Regions from separate parts of the Homo sapiens genome. Here region 2 is linked to region 1. A link is an interaction called in ENCODE POLR2A ChIA-PET data of the cell type or tissue named here. Cell type or tissue: MCF 10A. All regions are shown on one strand.

The links. Peaks named below come from ENCODE experiments on the same cell type or tissue, not always from the same donor. Only the 100,000 strongest peaks of a DNase experiment are listed, where the experiment ranks them.
Region 2: POLR2A ChIA-PET joins it to region 1 with 16 read pairs; 12 of 35 experiments call an interaction of 5 or more read pairs at or near these places.

What each region holds. Positions count from the first base shown.
Region 1 is chr1:153,668,152-153,673,151 of GRCh38, reverse strand. It overlaps ILF2 (interleukin enhancer binding factor 2), which reads left to right and starts at 2,159. Exons shown (of 14, transcript NM_004515.4): 1 at 2,159-2,234; 2 at 2,922-2,981; 3 at 3,274-3,316; 4 at 4,595-4,699. The coding sequence starts at 2,230. TRX-CAT1-1 (tRNA-iMet (anticodon CAT) 1-1) reads right to left here and starts at 1,902; the gene lies at 1,831-1,902. RefSeq lists enhancers at 890-939, 950-1,029, 1,580-1,719 and a silencer at 1,760-2,139. In MCF 10A, CTCF peaks have their summits at 994 and 1,960 (motif pointing left); a DNase peak (open chromatin) is centred at 2,111.
Region 2 is chr1:153,961,115-153,966,114 of GRCh38, reverse strand. SLC39A1 (solute carrier family 39 member 1) reads left to right here and starts at 2,578. Exons shown (of 4, transcript NM_001271958.2): 1 at 2,578-2,620; 2 at 3,368-3,586; 3 at 3,765-3,895. The coding sequence starts at 3,400. It overlaps MIR6737 (microRNA 6737), which reads left to right and starts at 3,695; the gene lies at 3,695-3,764. RefSeq lists enhancers at 2,202-2,481, 2,522-2,691, 2,842-2,901, 1,791-2,990, 2,942-3,011 and 1 more. In MCF 10A, no CTCF peak of the experiment used is centred here; DNase peaks (open chromatin) are centred at 2,474, 3,234 and 3,924.

The DNA.
Region 1 (5,000 bases):
ATTGCACTCCAGCCTGGGCAACAAGAGCGAAACTCTGTCTCAAAAAAAACAAAAACAAAAACAAAAACAAAAACAAAAACAAAAACAAAACAAAGACTAGCCTTGACAACATATAAAGTACCCCATCTCTACAAAAATAAATAAATAAGTAAGCCCGGGGCCAAAGGAGGTGGCTCACACCTGTAATCCCAGCACTTTAGGAGACAGAGGCAGGAGGATCACCTGAGGTCAGGAGTTTGAGACCAGTCTGGCCAACATGGTGAAACCCCATGTCTACTAAAAATACAAAAATTAGCTGGGCAGGGCCGGGCATGGTGGCTCACGTCTGTAATCCCAGCACTTTGGGAGGCCGAGGCGGGCAGATCACTAGATCAAGAGATGGTGACCATCCTCGCTAACACCGCGAAACCCCGTCTCTACTAAAAATACAAAAAAAAAAAAATTAGCTGGGCGTGGTGGCGGGCGCCTGTAGTCCCAGCTACTCGGGAGGCTGAGGCAGGAGAATCGCTTGAACCGGGGAGGCGGAGGTTGCAGTGAGCTGAAATAGCGCCACTGCACTGCAGCCTGGGAGACTCCATCTCAAAAAAAAAAATAAAATTAGCTCGGAGTGGTGTGGCCTGTGCCTTTGAGTAGTCCCAACTACTAGGGAGGCCGAAATGGGAGAGTCTCTTGAGGCCAGGAGGTTGAGGCTGCAGTGAGCTATGATGGTGCACCACTGCACTCCAGCCTGGGCAACAGAGTGAGACCCTGTGTCTAAATAAAATGAAATAATAGAAGAGAGGGTAAGAGACAAAGAGATTACTGGGGGAAAAGTCTAACCCGTCTTTATTTGGAGTTCAGGAACGAGGGAAATAATAGGTAAAACTAATACTTGAAGAGATAATAGCTGATAAATTTAATAAATGGACGACAAACCTGAAGCCATTGATTCAAGAAGCTCAACAAACCTCAAGTAAGATTTTTTTTTTTTTAAACGGAGTCTCCCTCTATCGCCCAGGCTGGGGTGCAGTGGCGCCATCTCAGCTCACTGCAACCTCCGCCTCCCGGATTCAAGAGATTCTCCTGCCTCAGCCTCCTGAGTAACTGGAATTACAGGCGCCCGCCAGCACGCCGGCTAATTTTTGTATTTTTAGTAGAGACGGAGTTTCACCATGTTGGCCAGGCTGATCTCGAACTCCTGACCTCGGGTGATCCACCCGTCTCGGCCTCCCACAGTGCTGGGTGGCCACAAGCCACCGCACTCGGTCCGCTTTTTGTTTGCTTGTTTTTTAAAAATTAATAATATTTATTTTAATCTGGATGGTGGTTACGTGGCCAGAATACGTTTAGACTTAAGATGTTTACGTTCTGCTGTAGTAAATTAAATATCGAAAAAGTACTTATGGAAGGGAGGTAGGTGAGGGATAAAAGTCTACAAGTTGGGTTCAGTGTATACTGCTCGGGTGATGAGTGCACCAAAATCTCACAAATCACCACTAAAGAATTTATGTAACCAAGCTGGGCGCTGTGGCTCACGCCGGTAATCCCAGCACTTTCGGAAGCTGAGGCGGGTGGATCACCTGTTTCCATGGACATGGAAAACCATGTTTTCCACACTAATTCAATCAATATACTCCTCTCCTATCTAAAACCTGTTTCTCCTGCTTCGAGTTTGTAGACGTGCAGTGTTCATAGTTGCCTAAACTCCCTTTTCCCCATCAACTTCAACTGCTAGTGGCAAAAATAGCTGATATTGGTTGCATTTTTGAGGTAGGAAAATTGGCAAGATATTTTCCTTCACTAAAGAAACGTAGATTACGTATGCCGTACAGGGCAATGAAAAAACTCCGATAGCAGAGGATGGTTTCGATCCATCGACCTCTGGGTTATGGGCCCAGCACGCTTCCGCTGCGCCACTCTGCTATCTAGAACTAAAATTTCTCATGATTGTTATAGAACACTACGTAGTCGTTGTCCTGACTTCTTTAGTGCCACCTAATGTCTGATCAAAAATTCGTCATTACTATAGAACCAGTTCTTATTGGCTAGTTCCTGACACAGTAGGCGTTTTTTATTGGTTCATAAGCCCGGTTTGACAAAGTAAGCCAATAGGCATAAGCGATGGGGTAAGGCGGGAGCCAATCGCACCGGGTTTTATTGGGACACGCCGGCAAGACGCCTCTTCAGTTGTCTGCTACTCAGAGGAAGGGGCGGTTGGTGCGGCCTCCATTGTTCGTGTTTTAAGGCGCCATGAGGTAAGTGGGTCGAAGCGGTCGAAAGGTTTCAGGTATTCGACGGAAAACTTTGTGAACGTGGGCCGAAAGAAGTCGGAGTATCAGAAAGGGCCATGTATCCGGGGGCTGGCCAAAAACCTGAGAACTCCTGGTCTAGGATAGTGGGAGAGATGGAGGCCGGTAGAGGCGGGGAAACTTGGGCCCGGGATGGGGTTCGGGCCCAGGAGTGGGGAGGGGGGTTCGACACCTTTGTCTCTGAAGGGTTGCGATGAGGGGGTGTCCTCAAGCCCCTGGAGGAGCTCCCCACCTTTCCCCCGCCCCCGTCATCCGGGCTGAGAATGCTGGAGCGAGCCGCATTCATCCTCAGTGCGAAGGCCTTGACATTAGGACACGCCCGATAAATGTGTACCTTAGTGAAGAAATGAGCAATCTTTAGCCTCCGAAGTATTAGGATTCGTGTGGCCCAGGATTATGGGTTATTAAGTGTAGGGCTCACTGAGCCCCATCATTACTTGATGGGGGTTGGATTAACTTAGAGGAGGTTATGGGGGTGTAACTGGGCACCATTTGGAATGGGGACAAGTGTAAGTGTGAGTGGGGTCTCTTGCCTACCGTTGGGAGGTTCCGAGGGATGAAAGTAGCCAACCTAAGATGATATGGCCGGTGGGTATTCCTTCAATGAGGTCAAAATAAAATCTGCATTTCTAGGGGTGACAGAGGCCGTGGTCGTGGTGGGCGCTTTGGTTCCAGAGGAGGCCCAGGAGGAGGGTGAGTACCAGCTTTTAGCATCTCTGCACTTGGTTGTTAGTTTCTGCTTGTCATCTAAATAGGAGTTTTAGAGTAGACTAATGTCACTTGGTTTTGCGAGAGCCAACTGTGGTCTTTTCCTGCACTCCTGTTAAATGAATTTGGCCCCACTATGCTAAGAATGATTCTTTCCCTCCCCGGAGACTTTGTCACTCATTCTGAGGACTGACATGTTTTCAAAATTGTTGGCGTGTTATTTACATCTCGCTTGATTCCTACCTAGGGAATAATTTGGCTGTTTTTCATGTTTTAGGTTCAGGCCCTTTGTACCACATATCCCATTTGACTTCTATTTGGTGAGTACCTTGGGTTAATGATACACATTTTCTGGTCACTGTTGAAATGGAGCCCAGTATCTCCCAGTTAATGAAGTTAGATGGTGGTTGAAGAGGGCAGACACAGTGCCTCACGCCTGTAATCTCAGCACTTTGGGAGGCCGAGGCAGATGGATTACCTGAAGGTCAGGAGTTTGAGACTAGCCTGGCCAATATGGTGAAACCCCGTCTCTACTAAAAATAAAAAAGTTGGCTGGGCATGTGTCTAATCCCAGCTACTTGGGAGGCTGAAGCAGGAGAATTGCTTGAACCCGGGACGCGGAGGTTGCAGTGAACCAAGATGGCACCACTACAAAAAAAAAAAGATGGTTGAAATAGGGAGGGAAAGTGATTTGTGAAAAGATTTGGGGTTTTGAGTCAACTGTGTGTTGCTTTACATACAGAAACAGTGTAAGCATGGTGGGGAGAATAATTCCTTGGCTACTGTTGGCATTAAACATGATTATAATCTTTGTTCTGAACAAGTAATTGTATTTATGGTATATCTGTTACTATAAAGATAGTGATAGCTTAAATTATGGCTATTCCAGCTTTTATCCTTGTTTGAACTTTTTATTTTTTTTGAGACAGTCTCACTCTGTCACCCAGGCTGGAGTGCAGTGGTGCAATCTTGGCTCACTGCACTGAACCTGGGAGGCAGAGGAATCAGGACCTCTGCCTCCAGGGTTCAAACGATTCTCCTGCCTCAGCCTCCTGAGTAGTTGGGATTACAGGCACCTGCCACCATGCCCAGCTAATTTTTGTATGTCTGTTTAGTAGAGACGGGGTTTCACCATGTTGCCCAGGCTGATCTTGAACTCCTGACCTCAAGTGATCTGCCCACCTCAGCCTCCCACGGTGCTGGGATTACAGGTGTGCGTGACCCACTGTGCCTGGCCTTTGAATAAATTTTTTTTTTTGAGGCAGGGTCTCACTCTGTTGCCCAGGCTGGAGTTGCAATGGCGCGATCTTGGCTCACTGCAACCTCGCTTCCTGTGTTCAAGGGATTCTCTCACCTCAGCCTCCCAAGTAGCTGGGATTACAGGTGTGAGCCACCACGCCCAGCTATCACCTCAGCCTCCCAAGTAGCTGGGATTACAGGTGTGAGCCACCACGCCCAGCTAATTGAACAAATTAAGCAGTAAAAACAAGTGTAGAATTTTCTGTTTTTAACCTTTTTCTGTCGTAGTAATAGAAAAAACAATCTCTCCTGTATATTATCTTCGGCAAATAGAATGTAGTTGTTTACTTCTGGTTTAGTGTGAAATGGCCTTTCCCCGGGTCAAGCCAGCACCTGATGAAACTTCCTTCAGTGAGGCCTTGCTGAAGAGGAATCAGGACCTGGCTCCCAATTCTGCTGAACAGGTATGTTCTTTTGGCTGTCTTCCAGAAATGTCTCTAAAGCAGTTAAAAGTATTGGTAAAGAGTAACTGTTGGTAAGGTTAAGAATGGTGTTAACAGAGCCTGAAATCCACAAAGGGTTTAATTGTTCTCCTTATTTCTCATTGTGGGTGGAGATAGCCAGGTGGATATATAAACAAATTACATATGCATTCTTATTTTTACTGGGGACAAAGAGTTGTTCTCTTCCCATATATTCAAGGCCAGAATGAAGTGTTTTTAAAGCCCTATGTCAGTATTGAGTCAGCTTGTATGGAAGGGATTA
Region 2 (5,000 bases), 290 kb before region 1:
GAAAGGTGGTTAAATACATTTCAAAGGGCTTCCTGCGGGCTGTATGTGCAGAGATGATTTGAGTGGGGAATGTAGTTAGCTTCCGTTGATGTTAGAACTGGAAGGACCCTCTGCAGTCATCTGCTTGTTTAACTTCCTCCTTGCCCCTGATTTATCAAACTCTGGTGAGGAAAACTGACTTGCCTAAAATCATACATCAAGGTAAGGTAAAATTGAGGAGATCTATTGGGCCGGGTGTGGTGGCTCACACCTGCAGTCCCAGCACTTTGGGAGGCTGAAGCGGGTGGATCACCTGAGGTCAGGAGTTCAAGACCAGCCTGGTCAACATGGTGAAATCCCGTCTCTACTAAAAATACAAAAATTAGCCGGGCGTGGTGGCGGGCGCCTGTAATCCCAGCTACTCGGGAGGCCGAGGCGGGAGAATTGCTTGAAACCTGGGAGGCAGAAGTTGTAGTGAGCCAAGAGCATGCCACTGCATTCCAGCCTGGGCAACACAGCAAGACTCTGTCAAGAAAGAAAGGAGGAAAGAAGAAAGGAAGGAAGGAAGGAAAAAGAAAAGAAATAAAGTTGCCAAGAGATTTTAAATGTTCTCATCACAAATAAATATGTGAAGTAATGCATATGTTAATTAGCTTGATTTACCCATTCTGCAATGTACATATATTTCTTTTCTTTTTTCTTTTTTTTTGAGACGGAGTCTCGCTGTGTCGTCCAGGCTGGAGTGCAGAGGTGTGATCTTGGCTCACTGCAACCTCCGCCTCCCCGGTTCAAGCGATTCTCCTGCCTCAGCCTCCTGAGTAGCTGGGATCATAGGCATGCGCCACCACGCCTGGCTAATTTTTGTATTTTTAGTAGAGACAGGGTTTCACCATGTTGAGCAGGCTGGTCTCCAACTCCTGACCTCGTCATCTGCCCGCCTCGGCTTCCCAAAGTGCTGGGATTACAGGCGTGAGCCACCGCGCCCGGCCCAATGTACATATATTTCAAAACATCATGTTGTACACCATAAATATATACAATTATTAATCATATATGACATATGTATGTGTATAAATAAACAAATATATATATTTGACAACTATAAAGGTAGAACTTGGACCAGAATCCAGGTTTCCTGACCCCCCCAGTCATAATTCCTTGTTAATGTTACCAATTACGAATAATTTTTTTTTTTGAGACGAAGTTTCGCTGTTGTTGCCCAGGCTGGAGCGCAATGGCGCGATCTCGGCTCACTGCAATTTCCGGCTCCCGGGTTCAAGCGATTCTCCTGCCTCGGCCTCCCGAGTAGCTGGGATTACAGGCCCCCGCCACCACGCCCGGCTAATTTTTGTATATTTAGTAGAGACGGGGTTTCACCATGTTGACCAGGCTGGTCTTGAACTTCTGTCCTCAGGTGATTCATCCTCGGCCTTCCAAAGTGCTTGGATTACAGGCGTGAACCACCGCGCCCGGCCCCTTAAGAAGTCTTCACATTCCTCTTTTACTTAAGGAATTACTGGGCTTCGTTTCTGGAGCCTTGTGAGAAGCATTACACTGTCCCCCCTTTTTTTTTTCTTTTTTAAAATTAATTTTCCTGTAGGAAGCAAGATCCCATCTGTCCCTTCTTTAGGCAATGAAGCTTTTTTCACCTTTGCATAAAAGAACAGCTGAGCCCCCTTTTTAAATTTTCTTTTGTCTTACCGTCCCTTGAGGCTAGAAGAGGATTCTCAAGGCACAGAGTTGTGGGCCACAAGAATCCAGGTTGAGGAAACGGTGAAAGTCCTGAGCTGAAACAACTACCTTGGGGCATTCAAGGAACAGCAAACAGCAAACCGACCGGCGAGGGTGGCGGGAGCTGGGCTGGAAATCAGGTGGGAGAACCGGCCAGACGCCCGCAGGCGCGGTACGCAGATATCCTGGAATGCGCTGGGGGCTCTTCCCTGGGCGCGGCTTCAGCACCCCGCATTCCGGTCCCACCACGTCCCCACCCACCTGGAGAAGGCGGAGGCTGCACTGAGTGCCATAAGTAGTCGAGAAGGGATGATTTTCAAGACATACCCTCTCTTTGCTTTCCCCCCTTTCCAATTCTGCCTTGTCTTTTTCCTTGTTGTGGGTGCTGGTGAGGGAAAGCAGTCAAGGAAGTTGGTCCCAAGAGGGGAATGCTTTCCCTTGGGCGCCAAGAGGCACTGACGAGGTGTCAGAGCCTTCTGAGGGACAGATGAGACTTTGGCCCAAGGCCAGGAAGATGTTTTCAGATGTGGGCCGGAAGACTTGACAATGCGGGGTCTCCCTCTTTTAAAAATATCCATATAATCAAAGCCTTTGTTGACTGGCCCGCTCCGGCCCCTCAGTCCTCCACAGATGCGCCCCAGGGCCCCAGCCCCGAGGTCCTTTTCCTAATATCCGCTCTTGCTCTCGCTCACTCTCCTCAGGTCGCCTGCTCCGCCCGCTCCCGCTCCCGATCTCTGATTGCTCCTAACTGACGTCACTCCCGGTCTGTCCCCGCCCACTCGGTGCTGCCATTGGCAGTCGGTCGTGGGTACGCGGCTCCTGTGGGGGAGGGGGGAGCTATGGGAGGGGGCGGGAATTCCCGACTCTAGGCCGGAAGCGCGCGGAGACCATGTAGTGAGACCCTCGCGAGGTGAGTGCGGGCTGTCTGGCAGCGGGGTCCATGTCGGCTGCCCAGGCCTCCCCGGGCCCGGGAACAGGAGTCCCAGCTCACGCATTCTTCATCTGCTTCCCGCGACGCTTGGCGGCCTCGCACCCCGCCTCCTGGAGCCCGGACTTTCAGGCACCGCCCTCAGTGTCGCCTCAGTCCGTCCCGGGACCGCAGACTCTTAGGGCCCCTCTCTTTGGCCATCTGCCTCTAGGTCCCATCCTGGGGCCTGAAGCGCTTGTTCTCTGCGCTGGGAAAAGGGGAACGATGGAGCGATCCAGCACCCAAACTTACCCTGTCCAGGTGGCCCACGAAGCTACCCAAGACATCTCTGCACAGCCCTAGCCTTTTTGGCTTCACCCACTCCGTTCGGGAGTTGGGGACCCGGCCTCTACATTCCTTAGGGGAACTCCAGCTCCAGGTCCTATTTGGAGGCGGCTCCTAGTTTCCTAGTTTTCTGGGGGCACCAGGTGAAAGGGTGATGAGATATCCATACAGCCTTTCTCATGCCTCGGTTTCCCCCGTGCAGTCTCCCTGAATAAGTCACTTGGGAAAGAAAGTGTGAGAAGAGAGGAATGTTCCTGGTACAGGAGTAGATGAGTCACCCTGGGTAGGGGAAGGTCACAAAGTGGCTGGGGCCAGGGAGCTGCACTCTGCTGACCAAGCTTCCCCATTCCTTGCCCCATCTTCCTTTGCATGATTTTTCCCAACCACTCTGGTCTGTCTTCCTAGGTCTGAGAGTCACTGGAGCTACCAGAAGCATCATGGGGCCCTGGGGAGAGCCAGAGCTCCTGGTGTGGCGCCCCGAGGCGGTAGCTTCAGAGCCTCCAGTGCCTGTGGGGCTGGAGGTGAAGTTGGGGGCCCTGGTGCTGCTGCTGGTGCTCACCCTCCTCTGCAGCCTGGTGCCCATCTGTGTGCTGCGCCGGCCAGGAGCTAACCATGAAGGCTCAGGTAAGCCTCTCCTTTTCCCCACACTGCTATGAATGCTTGGCTTAGGGAGGGCTCTGGGGCTGGCGGGGAGTGACCAAAGGAGGAGGGAAAGGCAAGGGTAGCCATTGTTTGGGTTGGGGTGGTCGGCCCTGGAGGGGGTTTGTTTGCTTATTCCCCTCTGTGCTTCACCCCTACCCAGCTTCCCGCCAGAAAGCCCTGAGCCTAGTAAGCTGTTTCGCGGGGGGCGTCTTTTTGGCCACTTGTCTCCTGGACCTGCTGCCTGACTACCTGGCTGCCATAGATGAGGCCCTGGCAGCCTTGCACGTGACGGTGAGCACTGGCCTGGGCATGTGACTTGCGGGAGGGGAATCACACACCTCTGGGAGTGTTGGTTTGTGGAGATTGATTCATGTGCCACTCCATGACTGTGTGGAAGACTTTTGGCATGTGGTATGAATTGTGATTTTTGGTTATGGGGCATAATTCTTTCTATGTGTTCCCTCCCCCTTCCCCATTCCCTGTGTGACCCCTACATTCCCGTTGAGACAGTAAGACACTTTTTCTCAGGTGTGTGACTTGCTCTATGGGTTCTCAGTTCTAGCTACCAGCAAGTGCTCCAAGAATCATCTTCACTCTCTCACCACTTTCCTAAAGGGCTGGAGATAGAGGTCTCTGTAGGCCTGAGAAGGATAGGAAGCGATTCCCTGGGTCTTGGTGTTGCTAACCTTTTTAGGCTTTGGCCCAAGGAAGTGGGCTGTGAGGAATGATCAAGTCCACGGCATAGGACTTGGTTTATTATAGGAAAAACTGAGGCCGTTGGATAGTGGGGCAGGAAAGTCATCCTGGGCTCTTTCCTTTTTTCCTCTAAAACTGAGGAAGTAACACTGGATGTATCCCTTTGTGTGTCTGTGACTGAGTGACCTGTGTTTCCGTGTGACTGCGTATAAGCCTGAATGTCCTGTGATATGTGGCTCTATGTATGAGTATTTGGGGAGATGGGCAATGTGTGACCTTTTCATGTATGTCTACATCAGTGACTCTCAACTAGGAGTGTGGCTTTGCCCCTCAGGAAACATTTGGTAATGTCTGGGGATATTTTTAGTTGTCACAATGGGGAGGGGGATGGAGGGAACATTGTGCCTGCTATTGGCATCTGGTAAGTAGAGATCAGAAATGCTGTTAAACAATCTACAGTGCACAAGACAGCTCCCATGACAAAGAATTATCTGGCCCAAAATGTTTTTGTTTGTTTGTTTTTGTTTTGTTTTGTTTTTGAGAAAGAGTCTTGCTCTGTTGCCCAGGCTGGAGTGCAGTGGCACAATCTCGACTCACTGCAATCTCTGGCTCCTGGGTTCAAGTGATTCTCCTGGCTCAGACTCCTGAGTAGCTGGGATTACAGGCATCCACCACCACACCCTGCCAATTTTTGTATTTT